Linked DNA regions of Homo sapiens: region 2 is linked to region 1. A link is an interaction called in ENCODE POLR2A ChIA-PET data of the cell type or tissue named here. Cell type or tissue: Panc1. All regions are shown on one strand. Each heading gives the region's core, and the rest is flanking DNA. Links, peaks and the distances in the headings are about the cores only.

Region 1 (8,748 bases), core at 1,429-5,428:
CAACTTTATTAGGCAAGACTTTAAGCACATACAAGAGTAGAGAAAATAGTATAGTGAACCCGCATCACCCACTTCAACAATTAGTCAAGTCATGCCTCATCTGTACCTCCACCCACTTCCCCTGCCCCCCTCACACTGGACTATTGAAAAGCAAATCCCAGACATGGTATAATTTCATCCATTATTATATACTATACTAATCTGAAACCAAACACCCTTAAAAATCATAACCACAATACCATCATCACACCAAAAAATTACCAGTAATTCTTCAGTATATCAAAGATCTAGTCAGTATTCAGATTTTTCCAAATAGCTAATAATTGCTTCTGTGTTTTGTTCTTTAATCAAAGTGGAATTCACATAACATAAAATTAACTTTTTTTTTTGAGACAGTCTCACTCTGTCACCTGGGCTGGAGTGCAGTGGTGCCATCTCAGCTCACTGCCACCTCCACCTCCTGAGTTCAAGCGATTCTCCTGCCTCAGCCTCCCGAGTAGCTGGGACTATAGGCACCCACCACCACGCCTGGCTAATTTTTTGTATTTTTAGAGAGATGGGGTTTCACCATGTTGGCCAGGCTGGTCTCGAACTCCTGACCTTGTGATTTGCCCCCCTTGGCCTCCCAAAGTGCTGGGATTACAGGCATGAGCCACCGTGCCCAGCCAAAATTAACATTTTTAAATGAACATTTCAGTGTTGTGTACAATCATCACCTTTATCTAGTTCCAAAATGTCGAAAGGAAACTCATCTCAAAAGGAAACCTTATTCATTAAGCATTTAGTCCCATTTCCCCCTCCCACTAGCCCCTGGCAACCACCAATCTGCTTTCTGTTGCTATGGATTTACCTATTCTGGATATTTCATATAAATGGATTTATATACTATTTGATCTTTAGTGTCTGGCTTCTTTCATTTAGCAGAATGTTTTTGATATTTATCCACGTTGTAGCATGTGTCATGCTTTATTCCTCATTATGGCTGAATAATGTTCCATATATACACACACACACACACACACACAATTTGTTTATCCATTTGACTTTTTATGGACATTGTCTTTTTATGGACTTTCACTGCCCTCGATGTCTCCTGTGCCCTACCTATTCTACCTTTTCATCTTTTGACTATTGTGACTAGTGCTGTTAAGAACGTACATATATTTGTTTGAGTACCCCTTTTTAATTCTTTTATTTATATACCCTTTTTTTTTTTTTTTTTTTTGAGATGGAGTTTTGCTCTTGTTGCCCAGGCTGGAGTGCAATGGCACGATCTTGGCTCACCACAACCTCCGCCTCCCACGTTCAAGCCATTCTCCTGCCTCAGCCTCCCGAGTAGCTGGGATTACAGGCATCCACGCCTAGCTCATTTTGTATTTTTAGTAGAGATGGGATTTCTCTATGTTGGTCGGGCTGGTCTCAAACTCCTGATTTCAGGTGATCCGCCCACCTTGGCCTCCCAGAGTGCTGGTGTTACAGGTGTGAGCCACCTCGCCCGGCCCTCTTTTTTTTTGTTTTTAATAGTTAGTTTGTTCAAATTGGGATCTAAACTAGATTGATACATTTCATTTGATTCTTAAACTCTTTTAATTTATAGGGTCTTTTTTCCTTTTTTCTTTCAACTTATTTGTATGGGTTAATTTGTTCTCTAAAGCTTTCCACATTCTGGAGTTTGCCTATTGCATACCTATGATGTGATTTAACAAGCTCCTCTTCCCCTATATTTCCTGTAAAATATAGTTAGATCTAAAAATTTGACTTTTCTTTCTCTTTTTTCAAGACTACTTCTTGGGTGATATTGTTGACCTCCACCAGGAGGTGGATGTCTAGTTATCTCTCTCTCTCTCTTTTTTTTTTGGTGATATTAGCAGCCATTGATTACCTTGTTTAAATCAATGATTTCATCAGGGAGGTTATTGCTTTTTTAAAAACAGACTTTAATTTTTAGAGCAGTTTCAGATTTACAGCAAAATTGATGGTGTATGAAGTACAGAGCTTTCATATATCCTCTCCCCTCCAACACACATTCAAGCTTTCTTCACCATCAGCATCCAACACCAGAGTGGTACATTTATTACAACTGATGAACCAACACTGACACATCATTGTTACCCAAATCCCATAGTTTACATTAGTGTTTACTCTTGGTGTTTTATGTTCTATGGATTTTGACAAATGTATAATGCTGTGTATCCTCTTCTATAGTATCATATAGGATATGATACTATACTCCCCTTCCTTTTCCTTCTTTTCTCCTTCCCTTCTTTTCCCCTTCCTTTCCCTTCCCTTCTTTTTCCTTCATTGTCTTGTGTTTTCTGACTTTGGCCTTCCTAGTAGCATCTTTCTTTACCTCTGTACCCTGGCTGTGTCTATATGTCTCTATATGTAATCTATCTGTTCTTCCCTATCTTTCCCTTCCCTTCCTTTCTCTCCTTTAACTGCCCATATTATGGGAAAAAGAGAAAAAAATTGAGGATGGTTTTGTTTTGCCTTAATTTAAAATTCTTAATTCATAATATGTGGCAAATTTGTTTGTTTTTGAAAATTAAACTAAATTAAGTATTTTTTATTTGTGATTTTCAACTATCTACACCCGCCCCCCACCGACCCCTGCCCCACCCCAATTCCTTGGGTCTTATGAGATCCAGTGAGGAGTCTTTAAAAAAGGATCCTTGTTCCCGATTCAAGGGAAGCAAACCACAGAGGTTTGTTGCCATCAGGGCCAACCACTGGTCTTGGTAAGTTTGACAGGAAGGACTTCTCTCCTTTGAAGTTGTTCTTTGAGGATGTTGGGTATAAAGTTATTTAATTCTATGTGCTATATCTTTAAGCAAAAATACACCAGGATTGGTTATTTTAGACATACTGCTACTCCCATTACCAAAAAAAAAAAAAAAAAGAGAGAGAATTACAAATCTCTCAGAGTTTCCATGTGTTAGCAAAACCTGTAGGCATTTCTTTTTGTCACAACACTTTAAATTTATTTACTGCATATTTTGTTACACTTCAGAAGGACTTTTTTTCTTTACAATTACTTCATAATCTAAAAGTCGACAGGAAATACAGACAGCAGATGAATTCTCATGCACTGATGAAGTCACCTTTTTTGGCCTTTGCAAGACTAAGTGTTAATAACTTAGAGTAACTGAATCCTTCGCCATCTTTAACAATTTCCATGGGACTGTGGCCTATCTGATGTTTATGTTGCTGAAATCAGCTTGCCTTTTCTCATTCAACCATGTCCTAAGACTCAAACAACTGTATTTATCTTAACCAAAAAGGAATATTTTGCCACTAAAAGCAGTACTCAGCTAAAGCCAGTGCAACTCTATAGTTTAGCTTTGTACATTTTTCCCTTTGTTTATCAATGAATGGCATCACTTCTGTAACAATTAACTAAATTGTCTGCAGAAAAAAAGTCACAGATAAATATTTTATTGCCAGATAAATCTTGGTGATCTTTATACTTAATGTTCTAGTACATCTTTTTTTTGTTTGTTTGTCTTTTGAGACAGGGTCTTGCTCTGTCATCCAGGCTGGAGTGCAGTGATGCGATCTCAGCTCACTGCAACTTCTGTTTCCTGTGCTCAAGCAATCCTCCCACCTCAGCCTCTGGAGTAGCTAGGGCTGCAGGCATGTGCCACCACACCCAGTTAATGTTTTTTAACCTTTTTTTTTTTTTTTTGTAGAGACGATGTCTCACCACATTACCCAGATTAGTCTCGAACTTGTCAGCTCAAGCAATCCTCCAGCCTCAGCCTTCCAAAGTGCTGGGATTACCGGCATGAGCCACCACCCACGCCTGGCCCTAGTGCATCTTTATTATTGTTGTTCACAAGTTTGGAAGCAATGTGATCAAATCAACCCAGTTCTACTTATGAGTACTCCTGTGAGATAGAAAAGCAGCAAAGAGCATATTTGGAAAATACTGACATATGGGATTCATTCCCAAGTATCTAATTAGGTGGATACCTTAATATATTACATTTATTTATGCTGACCAACTGGGGTAGATTATTCCCCTATAAAAGTATGTGTCTTTTTATTTTATCCTTTTGGGCTTGATCCCTTGCCTGTGTTTGATTCAGGCATGGTAGCAGCTACATTTAAAGTTGCCTCTGACCATTCTAACACATGAGCTAATCTTCCCTTTCTGTAAAGTTAGTTCTTCTTCTTCTTCCTCTTCTTCTTCCTTCTCCTTCTTTTTCTTCTTCCTTCTTCCTCTTCCTTCTTCCTCTTCCTCTTCTTCTTCTTCTTTCTTCTTCTTCTTCTTTTTTGAGACTGAGTCTTGCTCTGTCGCCCAGGCTGGAGTGCAGTGGCATGATCCTGGCTCACCGCAGCCTCTGCCTCCCGGGTTCAAGCATTTCTCCTGCCTCCACCTCCCGAGTAGCTGGGAATACAGGTGCATGCCACCACACCTGGCTAATTTTTGTATTTATAGTAGAGACGGTGTTTCATCATGTTGGTCAGGCTGGTCTCAAACTCCTGACCTCAGGTGATCCCCCTGCCTTGGCCTCCCAAAGTGTTGGGATTTCAGGCGTGAGCCACTGTGCCCGGCCTGAAGTCATTTTTGACTCTTAATAAATCAATACTGCTCAGTCATTCTAATATCCATGACCTTGTAATGGATATTACATTGCAATGCTTTGCTATATGAGGCCCACCCTTCATTATATGGAAAGCAAATTATTTAATGATCTTGCTTTTCAACTTCTGCAAGAAGAATCCTACTTTATAATCATGGAGTACTATGCCAAAATAATTGTGTTGTAAATGTGATTAGAATGATTAATTAATTTGCATTAAACATATAAAAATTATAATCAACTTGCTGATTTCACTGATAACATGTCAGTAAATTTTGACACATTCTTGAGTTCAAGTTTTCTAAGAAGCTTTAAAAAGATATTTTATAAACATATGGCCTTCCCTTTCTTATGAGATCCCATCCAAGTAGTGTAGCATGACATGCAAAGATCCGTGTGTCCCTCTCCTTATTTACAGCCTTATATCTGGCCATGTCCCCCCTTCTCTCTATATATATTTATATTTTAAAATAATTTTAACTGTTATTTTAGACTCAGAGGGTACATGTGCAGGTTTGCTACATGGTTATATTACGTGATGCTGAGGTTTGGGATATGGATGATTCCATCTCCCAGGCAGTGAACATAGTACCCAATAGTTTTTCAGCCCATGTCTCCGTCTCTTGCTCCCTGTCTCATAGTCCTCAGTGTCTGTTGTCCCTATCTTTATGCCCTTGTGTATTTAATGTTTAGCTCCCACTTATAAGTGAGAGCATGTGGTATTTAGTTTTCAGTTCCTGCATTAATTCTCTTAGGATAATGACCTCCAGTTGCATCCATGTTGCTACAAAGGACATGATCTCATTCTTTTTTATGGCAGTGTAGTGTTCCCTGGTGTGTATGTACCACATTTTCTTTATCTAACTCACCATTGATGGGCACCTTGGTTGATTCCATGTCTTTGCTATTGCGAATTGCACTGTGATAAACATAGAAGTGCATGTGTCTTTTTGGTAGAACGATTTATTTTCCTTTGACTATATACCCAGTAACTGGATTGCTGGGTCAAATGGTACTTCTGTTTCTTTGAGAAACCTCTGACTGCTTTTTATAGTGGCTGAACTAATTTACATTCCCACCAACAGTGTATAAGTGTTCCCATTTCTCCACAGCATTGCCAGCATCTGTTATTTTTTACTTTTTTAATAATAGCCATTCTGACTGGTGTGAAATGGTATCTCATTATTGTTTGATTTGCATTTCTCTGGTGATTAGCAATGATGAGCATTTTTTCATATGTTTCTTGGCTGCCTGTATATCTTCTTTTGTTTTATTTAATTATTTTTTTTTCAAGACAGGGTCTTCCTCTGTTGCCCAGGCTGGAGTGCAGCAGCATGATCATGGCTCTCTGCAGCCTTGACCTCTCAGGCTCAAGTGATTCTCCCACTTCGGCCTTTTGAGTAGCTGGGACCACAGGCATATGCCACTATACTCAGCTAATATTTTAGAATTTTTTTTGTAGAGATGCGTTCCCACTCTTTTGCCCAGGCTGGCCTCAAACTCCTGGGCTCAAGCTGTCCTCCCTCCTCGGCCTCCCAAAGTGTTGGGACTACAGGCATGAGCCACCACACCCAGCCTGTGTTTTCTTTTGAGAAGTGTCTGTTCATGTCCTTTGCCCATAGCTTCTGCACAGCAAAAGAAACTATCAATAGAGTAAACATACAGCCTACAGAATAGGAGAAAATATTCACCAACTATGCATCCAACAATGGTCTAATATCCAGAATCTATAAGGAAGTTGTTATTGTATGAATCTAAACAATCTAAACAAATCTAAACAAATCAACAAGTAAATTTTAAGTAACTGGAAAGTAGTCTGGGATTTAAAATACTCTAAACAATTTCTTTTGTCATTCTATTTGGAAACAATCAGGAATCTTTGTCATGCCACAGCAATTTATATATAGAAATAGAAACTTGCAACCCCCTCTTAAAAATACAGTCACATCTTGATTATGTATAGTGGACAGGAATGAGGTTAGAAATGGGAAGAAGGAAATAATGATATGAATAATTACAATGGGAGTAATATTTGCAGCTCCTGCTTTCTCCTATGGAAAATAGCCCTGGAAGCTGTATTGGGATCCCCAACAGTACTCTTGGGTTCAGTGATTTGCTAGAATAACTCATGGGACCCAGAAAAGCTGTTTTGCTCATGGTCACCGTTTATTACAGTGAAAAGATACAGATTAAAATCAACAAAGGAAAAGGGCACATAGAGTGGTGTCCAGGAGAAATCAGGTATGAGCTTCCAGTTGTCTTTCTGCTGTGGGGTTGCACAGGGATGCACTTAATCCTCCCATCAATGTGTGACAACATGTATGAAACATTGCCAACAAATAAGCTTACTCAAGCCTTGGTGTCCAGGATTTTTATTAGAGGTCAGTCATGTAGGTCTGAAATATCCACCTGACTGATCTTAGTCAGTCTCCAGCCCACCCAGAGGTCAAACTGATAAATTTTGGCCCAGGGCCCCAGGTGAACACAAAAACAGGCACTCACCATAAGTCAGACCATTAGCATAAACTATGTGGTGTGGCCCAAGATCTCACTTATATTAATACAAAGGCAGCCTTAACAGTCAAGATATTCCAGGGCATCAGAGGTTGTCTCCCAAGAGCCAGTGAAGGACCAGTCCTTTCTTTGGAATGTGGAGGATCTGTACACCCCAAGTCTACTGAGTTAACCCTTTGCTGAACAGGAGTTTAGGGACCTTGGGATCAAGAAGGTTTGGGAGAAGTGGGTGAGGAGTGTGCTGAGGTGGGTGGATACAATCAGAGGTTCTCCTAGAAGTAAAGAAGCAAAGTAGCCTAAAAACAGGAAGCATTCCACACTGGAGGCTATCCGTGTATACACATTTGTGAGGGTTTATTTAACAAGCAATTTGAATTCACAGGTGTTTGTTATTGGCCAGTCTCTGAGTAGTTAAAATTCTTAAATGGTTCTGGTTAAATGAATGGAAAAACAAGTGAGCTATTTTCCATATGGTTGTGGTGAGATGTTTTAAAAGGCATCTTGGCTTTTCTGTGGACCTCTTAGCTTTTCTGTAGACCTCTTATTCATATTAATTACCAAAGAAGGCTAAATCCTGTCTACAGAACTTGGTCTTAATAGGATCAGTTGGTAAGTAGGTTGCTTGTAACTACTTTGTGGTCTCTTTCTCTAAGAGATTTTGCCCCTTTTGCCAATATTTTTCTTGCCTAGGAAAATTGTTTGTCTAAAAGTAATGGTTGAATTAAAGAGCTTCAGACAGCAAGGATGCATCCGAGGAGCTCTGTAGCATTCACTCATACAATAACAACTTCCAAATTGAATGTGTTATTCAGGGTAAAAGAGTAGTTCCAAACCATAGTTTTTCAGGTCTATAGACCTTTCCTAAGCAACAATAGGACTATTTTATGTGGCAACCCAATGTCTGTAGGGTGGCTTGCTTTAACTTAATAAAAGGACACTAGATGTAGGTCTGGTAGCATTTATTTTTATTCTTACTCAGTTACTTTTGTTTTTCTTGAGGTTTACTTCTATTACTCTGTGCCCAGAGGAGAACTATCATTTTGGACTTGGGCTCTGCTCCTCGTTCCCTGCTTCCTCAGCTACAGAATGTCGTATGTGGAACTGGCTATAGCTATACCATCTTAAGATTACTGTTCAGCTGTCTGTCCTGCTTGGGCAGTTTTGCATGACATCATTTCTGATGCAGACCTTTGTCTTGATACAGATCTTTGTCCTTCAGCTCATGCAGAAAGCCCACTATATTTCTTAGAATCTAAGGTAACTTAAATTATCATTTGGATAGTAGAATACATTTTTCTTCTTCTTCAACTTTTTTTTTTTGTGCTTTTATTTTCCTAGTTTCCAGCCATGTGGTTGGTATTTAAATAGAACAGTTTTGGCATCTGAATTGATTTACATTTATGCAGTGAACCCACAGATGAAACCTGGCATTCATGGTTCAAAAAAATAAATCCAAACCAACCTTTATACCTTTTCAGGAGAAAACCCTCATTAGTCAAATATTTTTTAGCTTTAAGTAAGGATTCCTTTTGACTTTTCAGAAGTGTTTTTAATAATTTCAGATTTTCATCTTAACTATCATCTTTAATTTCTCAAATGCTTTCACATTATTTTTTCTCTTTGCCTCTATAATCTGAAACGTTGCTAA
Region 2 (8,696 bases), core at 3,281-7,280, 74 kb after region 1:
TGCCTATTGTATCAGCTAGGATTAAGTTCAATCTTCTACACACACACACACACACACACACACACACACACACACACAAAATTAATACTGACTTAATCAGAATAGAAGTATATTTAGCGCTCACATAGAGAGCGAGGCATCCTGGCACCTCTGTGAAGCCATTAGGGTCATGGGCTTTATCCTGTTCTCTCTTCTGCCATCCCTAGGGTGTCATCACCATGGTCCTGGGAGTCTGCCAGAGTGCCAGCTAATGTCAGTGTTCCGGGCTTCAGGGTGGGGGAAGGGCTGAAAAGGGCATGCTCTCCCGCACTTGAGAAAACTTCTCAGCAGCTGCATAGAACGCCTCCATTCATGTCTCTCCCATCAGAATTTAGTCACATGGCCTTGCCTACTACCTACCAGGGAGTCCGGGGAATGTGGTCTCAGCGGGGTGGCAGTGTGCCCAGCTAAATTTAAGGTTTTTCTTAAGAAGGAGAGAATGGTCATAAGATGCAACCCATAGTCTCAACCACACCCAAGTCTTTGCCTAGGTTAATTAAGGAAAATGTTAAAGCAACTCTGCCATATGGCATCTGGACCAAGGCTTAGATTCCCCAGGGTCTTTGGCCTATGGCTCTTCACGCTACACTCTGTCCCAGGACATCTCAATCATTCTTTTTATTCTATGCACCACCTATGCCAGTGTTTCCCAGATCTTTTTTCTTCAGTTCGTAGTTTTTTTATGGGCTCCTTAAAATCAACTTTTTTTTTTTTTTTTTTTTTGAGACAGAGTTTCCCTCTTTTGCCCAAGCTGGAGTGAAGTGGCACAATCTTGGCTCACTGTAACCCCCACCTCCCGGGTTCAAGCGATTCTCCTGCCTCAGCCTCCCTAGTAGCTGGAATTATAGGCACTCACCACCATGCTCTGCTAATTTTCGTATTTTTAGTAGAGACGGGGTTTCACCATGTTGGCCAGGCTAGTCTCGAACTCCTGACCTCAAGTGATCCACCTGCCTTGGCCTCCCAAAGTGCTAGGATTACAGGCGTGAGCCACCGCGCCCAGCCAAAATCAGCATATTGAAAACCAAACTAATCATCGTCCCTCCTCTGTGTTCACATTCTGTCTCCTCTTTATGATACTGCCTCCACCCGGTCCCCCAAACAAGCTTCACACCTGGGAATTATCATGACTCTTCCCTCACTTTGGCCCTTTTCCACCAGTCACCACATCCTGCGAATGTGAACTCTTAGGGATGTTTTAGTCTGTTCTCTCCTCTGTATGCTGACTTCTGTTGCTAAGGTTCGGATCATTGTCTCATACTGCCTGCTGTCCTGCAGCAGGCTCCTAAGTAGTGTGCCTTTCTCTGGTCTGGTCCCTCACAAATTTATCCTTCACACAAATGCTAGAGGGATTTTTTCCACTTATCTATTGCTACATAACTAATGACTCCAAAACTCAGCTACTTAAGACAGTAATTTGGGCAGGGATGTGAAGGGACAGTGTGTGTCTCTGCTTCCGGTGGTATCAGCTGACATAGCTTGAGAGCCAGTTGTCACTCTATGGCTGAGGGCTGGAATCATTTGAAGGCTCCTTCAGTCATGTCTGGTGGCTGATTGATGCCGGCTGTTTGTGGGGACTTCTGCTGGGACTGTCAGCTGGAGCACCTTACACGTGGTCTCTTCATGTATATGACTGCTTGTGCTTCCTCCAAGAATGGTGAATGGGTGACAGCAACAATGTCCCAGAAGATAGACAAGAAGTGGAAACTGCTGTTTTCTTAAGGGCTGAGCCTGGAAACTGGCACAATGTCACCTGTGCATGGAGCTTTATTAGGCAGCACTAGTAACTGGGATAGAGATACAGCAAAAATGTGAATCTAGCTCTGTCATTCCTTTTTTACATGCAAGGACTTTCAAGATCTGAACTCTGCCTGCCCCTCCAGCCTCAACATTCCCTTAATACTCCCTACCTTGAACTTCATGCTCCAATAAAGTATAAATTGTGGTTCCGAACACAACTGTATATCCTGGGAAGGACTCTATTCCCGGGATTAATGCTAGTAGAATGAGAGTATGAACACAATAACATGGAGAAAATCTAGGAACAAAGTAATGAGAATATGGTTCTTGCTCCCATTACATTCAGGAGAGACCCTCAAAAAGTCCAACTAATAGTTTTTTGAAATTTCTTATAACTTTTTTTTTTGAGATGGAGTCTTGCTCTGTCACCCAGGCTGGGCAATGGCATGATCTCGGCTGACTGCAACCTCCGCCTCCTGGGTTCAAGCGATTCTTCTGCCTCAGCCTCCCGAGTAGCTGGGATTACAGGTGCCTGCCACCACACCCGTCTGTTGCCTTTTATTTTTAACATCTATTTCATCTTATTATCAGCAATTAAAATAGTGCCTTAAAAATGAAAAATTGTCCTTGCAGACAATAACAAAGTAGTGACCTTTAGCAAGTACTACTAGATGGTGATAGTAAACTAGGAAGGTTAATGTAGAAATGGAACTCAAATGTTTAAATTACAGATTTTTTTCAAAATTAGAATTCAAGCCAGGCGGTGGCTCTGGCTCACGCTTGCAATCCCAACACTTTGGTAGGCCAAGGTAGGCGGATCACTTGAGGTCAGGAGTTCGAGACCAGCCTGGCCAACATGGTGAAACCCCCGTCTCTACAAAAAGCACAAAAATTAGCCAAGCGTGGTGGTATATGCCTGTAGTCCCAGCTATTCAGGAGGCTGAGGCAGGAGAATCAATTGAACCTGGGAGGCAGAGGTTGCAATGAGCCTGGGTGACAGAGTGAGACTCCGTCTCAAAAAAAAAATTATAATTCAAATGTAATTTATAAAAATTCCTACATATGATTATGAAGTTCATAATCACATAATCATGACAAATAGATTTATGTATTATGTGTTAAAAAAGAATGTTTAGAAAAAATAAAACTAACTGATTTTCTGTCTTAAAACTCTTTTCAATATATTTTCACTTTTGTGGATTTCCAATTAGGTAGAGATTGGAGATTTTGAAAGACCTTTCTCAACTCCAGCAGGGCATGTTACCAATCAGTGCAAAGTGAATCAAACTCTAAAGCAAGTCATAGAGAAATTTTATCCTAAAAGGTATAGAGATGGCTGTTCTGAAGAGCAGTTAAGGTAAGGAAATCTTTGTAACTCTTTATAGGGTAGGGTCATACTAGTTTTTTGGTAATATTTTTGTGTTCAAATTTTAAAGGTGAAAAACATTTGGACAGCTTTCTCAAGATTTTTTTAACATGATTGAGCCACAGGAGATTATAGATTTTTTTTCTTTCTTTTTTTTTTTTTTTGAGACGGAGTCTCGCTCTGTCGCCCAGGCTGGAGTGCAGTGGCCCAATCTCGGCTCACTGCAAGCTCCGCCTCCCGGGTACAGCCATTCTCATGCCTCAGCCTCCCAAGTAGCTGGGACTACAGGCGCCCGCCACCACACCCAGCTAATTTATTGTATTTTTAGTAGAGATGGGGTTTCACCGTGTTAGCCAGGATGGTCTCGATCTCCTGACCTCATGAACTGCCTGTCTCAGCCTCCCAAAGTGCTGGGATTAGAGGCGTGAGCCACTGTGCCCAGCCAATATTTTTATTTAAGATAAGCCCAGAAGCTTTAGAATCTATATTTAAACTTTCTTTAATTAAAAAAAAAGGCTTTAGATGTACTTTTTAATTGATCTTTTTCATTCTTGTCCAGAACAACCCTGATAATAAATAAGAGAAAAAAATTGGCCAATAATATGTTTAATTTTATGAAGTACATACCAAAAAATTATATTTTGTATATTCTATTATGAATAAGTTGAAATAAAAATAAACTATCTTCTTACAAAAGACTTTTTAATATAAAAGTTTCTAATTTACCTCAATTTGGAGTTTCAATTTCAGAGAATATATAAAGAGAAGCTGATTAGATTTAGAAATAGAGGCAAATCCAATTTATCGTGAGCTTTTCCAAAATAGAAACATTTAAGATCAGCCTTTTGTCTATGTAGAATAAGTGCTTGCCTTTGTAATTTGATTTGACAAGTTTCACCTTGCATCTAACATCTCTCCAAGCCAGGGGTGGGAGGACCTAAAATTCTACCATCAGGGATTCATCTTTGGGCTCTACTACTTGTTTTTGTTTTTGTTTAAGACAGAGTCTTGCTCTGCCACCCAGGCTGTAGTGCAATGGGGTGATCTCGGCTCGCTGCAACCTCCACCTCCCGGGTTCAAGTGATTCTCCCACCTCAGCCTCCCGAGTAGCTGGGATTACAGGCACCCGCCATCATGCCTGGCTTATTTTTGTATTTTTAGTAGAGACGGGGTTTCACCACGTTGGCCAGGCTGGTCTTAAACACCTGACCCCAGGTGATCCTCCCGCCTCGGCCTCCCAACGTGCTGGGATTACAGGCGTGAGCCACTGCACCGGGCCTGTACTTTTCTTTTAAAATGAAAATATTCCCATGAGAAATTATCTTTTAAACTAATTTACGCTAAGTTTTGATGGTAGATATTCAGATTTTAAAAATGGACCTGCTGTGGGTACCTAGTTCATGCCGAAAACACGAATAGTATGAGAATTTGGTGAAAGGAATATTCCAGAAAGGACAAGTGATGGACAGTGGTGTGATGAGAGTCACAAAATCTTTACCTGGGTTATGCCTAGGGATCACAGTTATGCTTAGGATTGGCTCAAGGAGAGTTTTATCTTAAGACTATGACACACTGTTTATGTTTTTGCTTTAGTGTTTTTGTTTTTGTTCTTTTCTTTTTTTTTAGGCAGCTTTGCCAGCGACTTTCAACCAGATGGATGGCCCTCCGGGGACACAGTGCTGCTGACTGTGTGCGCATTTATTTGACAGTAGCCAGGAAGTGGCCATTCTTTGGTGCCAAGTTGTTTCTTGCAAAAGTAAGAAAGAATGGGAGAGAGATGCATAATGAAAACCTTTGTGTACATAGTTGACCAGATTTACCCCAGACTTAGTATCCTTGGCTTTTGTAAAAAATGAAGAAATATCCAATAATGTAAAGAAAACAATGAAGAGACACTAGAGAAAGGGCAGAAAAGCTTCTCTATCTTTTCCTCTCTGCCCAACTTTTCCCACCCTAAATCATTTCTTGGACTCATTAGGTGAATCATGAGTCCTAAACCACAGCTGAACTCTGCATTCTTCTGTTCATTCATTCATCCATGCACATGTTTACTCTGTCACTCATTTGCTCATTAGTATTTACTAAGTTCTGTCTGCTAAACATTGAGCTAAGCTCTAGGGATACATAACCTATTGTTTCAGATGGATTGTACATGAACTTCCAGGACTATTTTACTTTGTAACAACAGGCCTATAAACAAACCACTGTATGGCAAATATCACTATGAGTCACATGAACAGACTGCTGCAGGAACACTGAGGAAGGAGACCCACCCTGCCCAGGGATGGCCAGCCCTTTCCCCAAGGGAAAAATTATGCCTTTTGATTCCTTTTCTTTCTGTTGAAACATGTCTCTTTGTACTTTCTCAGGCTCTTAAGATACATCTTGCCTTGTGTTATATTTTTCTGTGTGTTTGTTTTATACTCACTATTAAATTGCATGCTCCTTGAAACTATAAACTCACTGATCCTAAAATCTTCCTCTTGTACCTACTGTAGTGCTTTGCACGTAATTAATAATTATCACTTAATAAATATTGCTGAATAGCTGTGCAACTTTGGGCAAGTCAGGTTACCTCTCTGGACCTCACTTTTCCTCATCTGTTAATGAAATACTTAGATTAGAAAAGTAAAATCTAAGGTATCTTCTAACTCTGATTCTATGAGTGACTATATTATTGATAGGTGAGAATTAATTTTTTTCTAGTGGAACTGAAAGCTGTATACTAATTAAGAAAAAGATGATAAAGTTAGTATTCTTAAACATCTATAAAATTAATGTACTTACGGGAAGTTGAACGTTACTTTTTAAAATTACAAGGAATAGATTTGAACTGTAGAGCAGCATGGATTTTAATTCTAACTTCAGCATTGGAAGTAATATTAAATACCCTTTTCTGTTCTGATAAAATGTGCTTGCTGGCACAAAATATTATTAAATAATAATATTGCTTTTCAAATTACGTGACAAGCATCTTTTTTGCTCACTTTTCTTTCTTTATAACAAGCGACACCTCCTTTGTTGCTTCATGGCATCCTGTTTTCTGTGTGTGGTAAAATACACATAATGAAATTTACCCTTTAACCTTTTTTTTTTTTTTTTTTTTTGAGACGGAGTCTCACTCTGTCACCCAGACTGGAGTGCAGTGGTGCAATCTTGACTCACTGCAACCTCCGCCTCCCAGGTTCAAGCGATTCTCACGCTTCAGCCTTCCAAGTAGCTGGGATTACAGGCGCACACCACCACGCTCAGCTAATTTTTATATTTTTGGTAGAGACAGGGTTTCACCATTTTGGCCAGACTAGTCTCGAACTCCTGATCTGAAGTGATCCACCCGCCTCGGCCTCCCAAAGTGCTGGGATTACAGGCGTGAGCCACCGCATCTGGCCCATTGTAACCATTTTTAAGTGTATAGTTCTGTGGCATTAAGTACATTCTCATTGTTGTGTTGCTGTCACCACCATTCATCTAAACACTTTTTTATTTTCCCAAACTGAAACTGTACCTAACTCCCCAGTCCTCCCTCCTCCTCCCAGCCCTGGCAACTGCCACTCTACTTTCTGTCTCTATGCATTTGACTACTTTAGGAACTTCAGGTAAGAGAAATCATATAATATTTGTGCTTTTGTTATTGGCTTATTTCACTTAGTGTAATGTCTTCAAGGTTCATCCATGTTGTAACATGTGTCAAAATTTCCTTCCCTTTTGAGGCAGAATAACATTCCACTGTAGGTATATATATACCACATTTTGTTTATCCATTCACCTGTCAGTGGACACTAGAGTTGAAGGGCATCCTTTTGAATTGAATTCTCCCTATCCTTTGCAAATCAGCCCTCAGTAGACAGTTTCTAACTCAGGGTTTTGTATATATGAGATGCTAGCAAGTTTTATTATATAAAATAACCCAACATTCATTCCAGTTTTATATCTATAGTCTTGACATTGTTTTGTAAAATTTAAGGGAAATAGTTAAGATTTTTTTTAGGATTTCATTTGTTAATGGAACCAAACAAGCATCATTAATTGCTCAAAAACATTCATGGGTTTCAGTTGGGTTCTAGTGGTAGGAGATTCTTTTTATTAATATAATTTCATAGCTTTTTTTTTCTATGAGAACCAGGAGTAGCTTTTAGCTTTTTTTTTTTTTTTTTTTAGATGAAGTCTCACTCTGTCACACAGGCTGGAGTGCAGTGGCACTATCTCAGCTCACTGCAGCCTGCGCCTCCCAGGTTCCAGCTGTTCTCCTGTCTCAGCCTCCCAAGTAGATCGGATTACAGGCGTGCACCACCATGCCCAGCTGATTTTTGTGTCTTTGGCAGAGATGGGGTTTCGTCATGTTGCACAGGCTGGTCTCGAACTCCTGGCCTCAGATGATCCACCCACCTCGGCTTCCCAAGGTGCTAGGATTACAGGCGAGAGCCACAACACCCAGTCAATTTCGTAGCTTTTACAATAAAAAATTCGGTGGAAATTTTCATATTTCTCATTACTATTGATTACACAGTTTCATATTTTCTTGTTATTGTGTTTTTATTACACATTGAATATCAGATTTAATAAACTTTCAGGAAAGGTGTGCAATTATAATAATAATCTTTTACCTTGTAATAGCACTACACAACTTATCAAGCATATCAGTATATTTTGCTTCATTAGGATTTTGGTCATCATAGAAACCCTAAAAACTTGTTGACTATTAACGTCTTAACGCAGAAGAAAAGTAAAATATAAACATTATTGTTCCTATGCTAAAGATGAGGAAATTGAGCCTCAAACAGATTCAGTAGTTTATCCAAATGCATACATTAATATATGGCAGGTTTGGGTCTCAAAGCTAGGTCTCCTAATATCGAATTCACTCTTAGCTCCGGTATACCACCCTGCCTCTTTCCTAGGCGAGATTTTTAATAAATTTTTGTTGTTATTATTGTTGTTTAATGGCAAATGTTACATGACATTTAGACTGAAAAATATTCCTGTAATTTTGCTTAGTATTTATAATATAGTGTATTTTCACCTCTTCATAGCCCATAACTCCATCATCACTTGGAAGTACTTTCTTGTGGCTGGCTGTACATGAGGATGGTTTAAGCCTCTTAGAATACAACTCCATGGTAAGTTTAAACGCTCAAGTTTTGCATTAAGTCAACTGTTTCCATTGCTCAGTGTACCGTAAACAGAAAGTAATGATATCTTAATCTGATTTTTCTCTTACCCAGGAAACATTCTTCCTAATACTATGTCATGAACAGTCATTTTACAAATACAGCTATGATTATAATTTAACCTTTTAAAACAAGATAAGACAGGTCGTTTATTGTGTATGAGAAAAATCTTGATACCATGACTAAATTGTGATCATGGTTACATTCATGAAATGATTATTTTTTAAAAGTGTTAAGAAGATTGTTTCCTGTGTAAAATAAAAATCTGTAAGAAATCATTAAGGTGGGAACTTTAATTACCAAAGTTTAAGTTCACTTTCACTAAGGCTTCTTTAACAATTTCTATAATTTCCTATAATGTCATTTATATAGCATCTTAGCAC

The links. ChIA-PET counts read pairs that join two places held together with the same protein. Peaks named below come from ENCODE experiments on the same cell type or tissue, not always from the same donor. Only the 100,000 strongest peaks of a DNase experiment are listed, where the experiment ranks them.
Region 2: POLR2A ChIA-PET joins it to region 1 with 8 read pairs; 4 of 35 experiments call an interaction of 5 or more read pairs at or near these places.

The regions. Positions count from the first base shown.
Region 1 is chr2:43,681,938-43,690,685 of GRCh38, forward strand. All of the region lies in intron 3 of PLEKHH2 (pleckstrin homology, MyTH4 and FERM domain containing H2), which reads left to right. Among named protein-coding and RNA genes, the nearest start is that of C1GALT1C1L, 9.9 kb to the left of the region's middle. In Panc1, for the core only: no CTCF peak of the experiment used is centred there; no DNase peak of the experiment used is centred there.
Region 2 is chr2:43,754,129-43,762,824 of GRCh38, forward strand. It overlaps PLEKHH2 (pleckstrin homology, MyTH4 and FERM domain containing H2), which reads left to right. Exons shown (of 30, transcript NM_172069.4): 26 at 2,991-3,136; 27 at 4,772-4,901; 28 at 8,176-8,262. Among named protein-coding and RNA genes, the nearest start is that of DYNC2LI1, 16 kb to the right of the region's middle. In Panc1, for the core only: no CTCF peak of the experiment used is centred there; DNase peaks (open chromatin) are centred at 4,853 and 5,223; H3K27ac peaks cover 2,375 bases.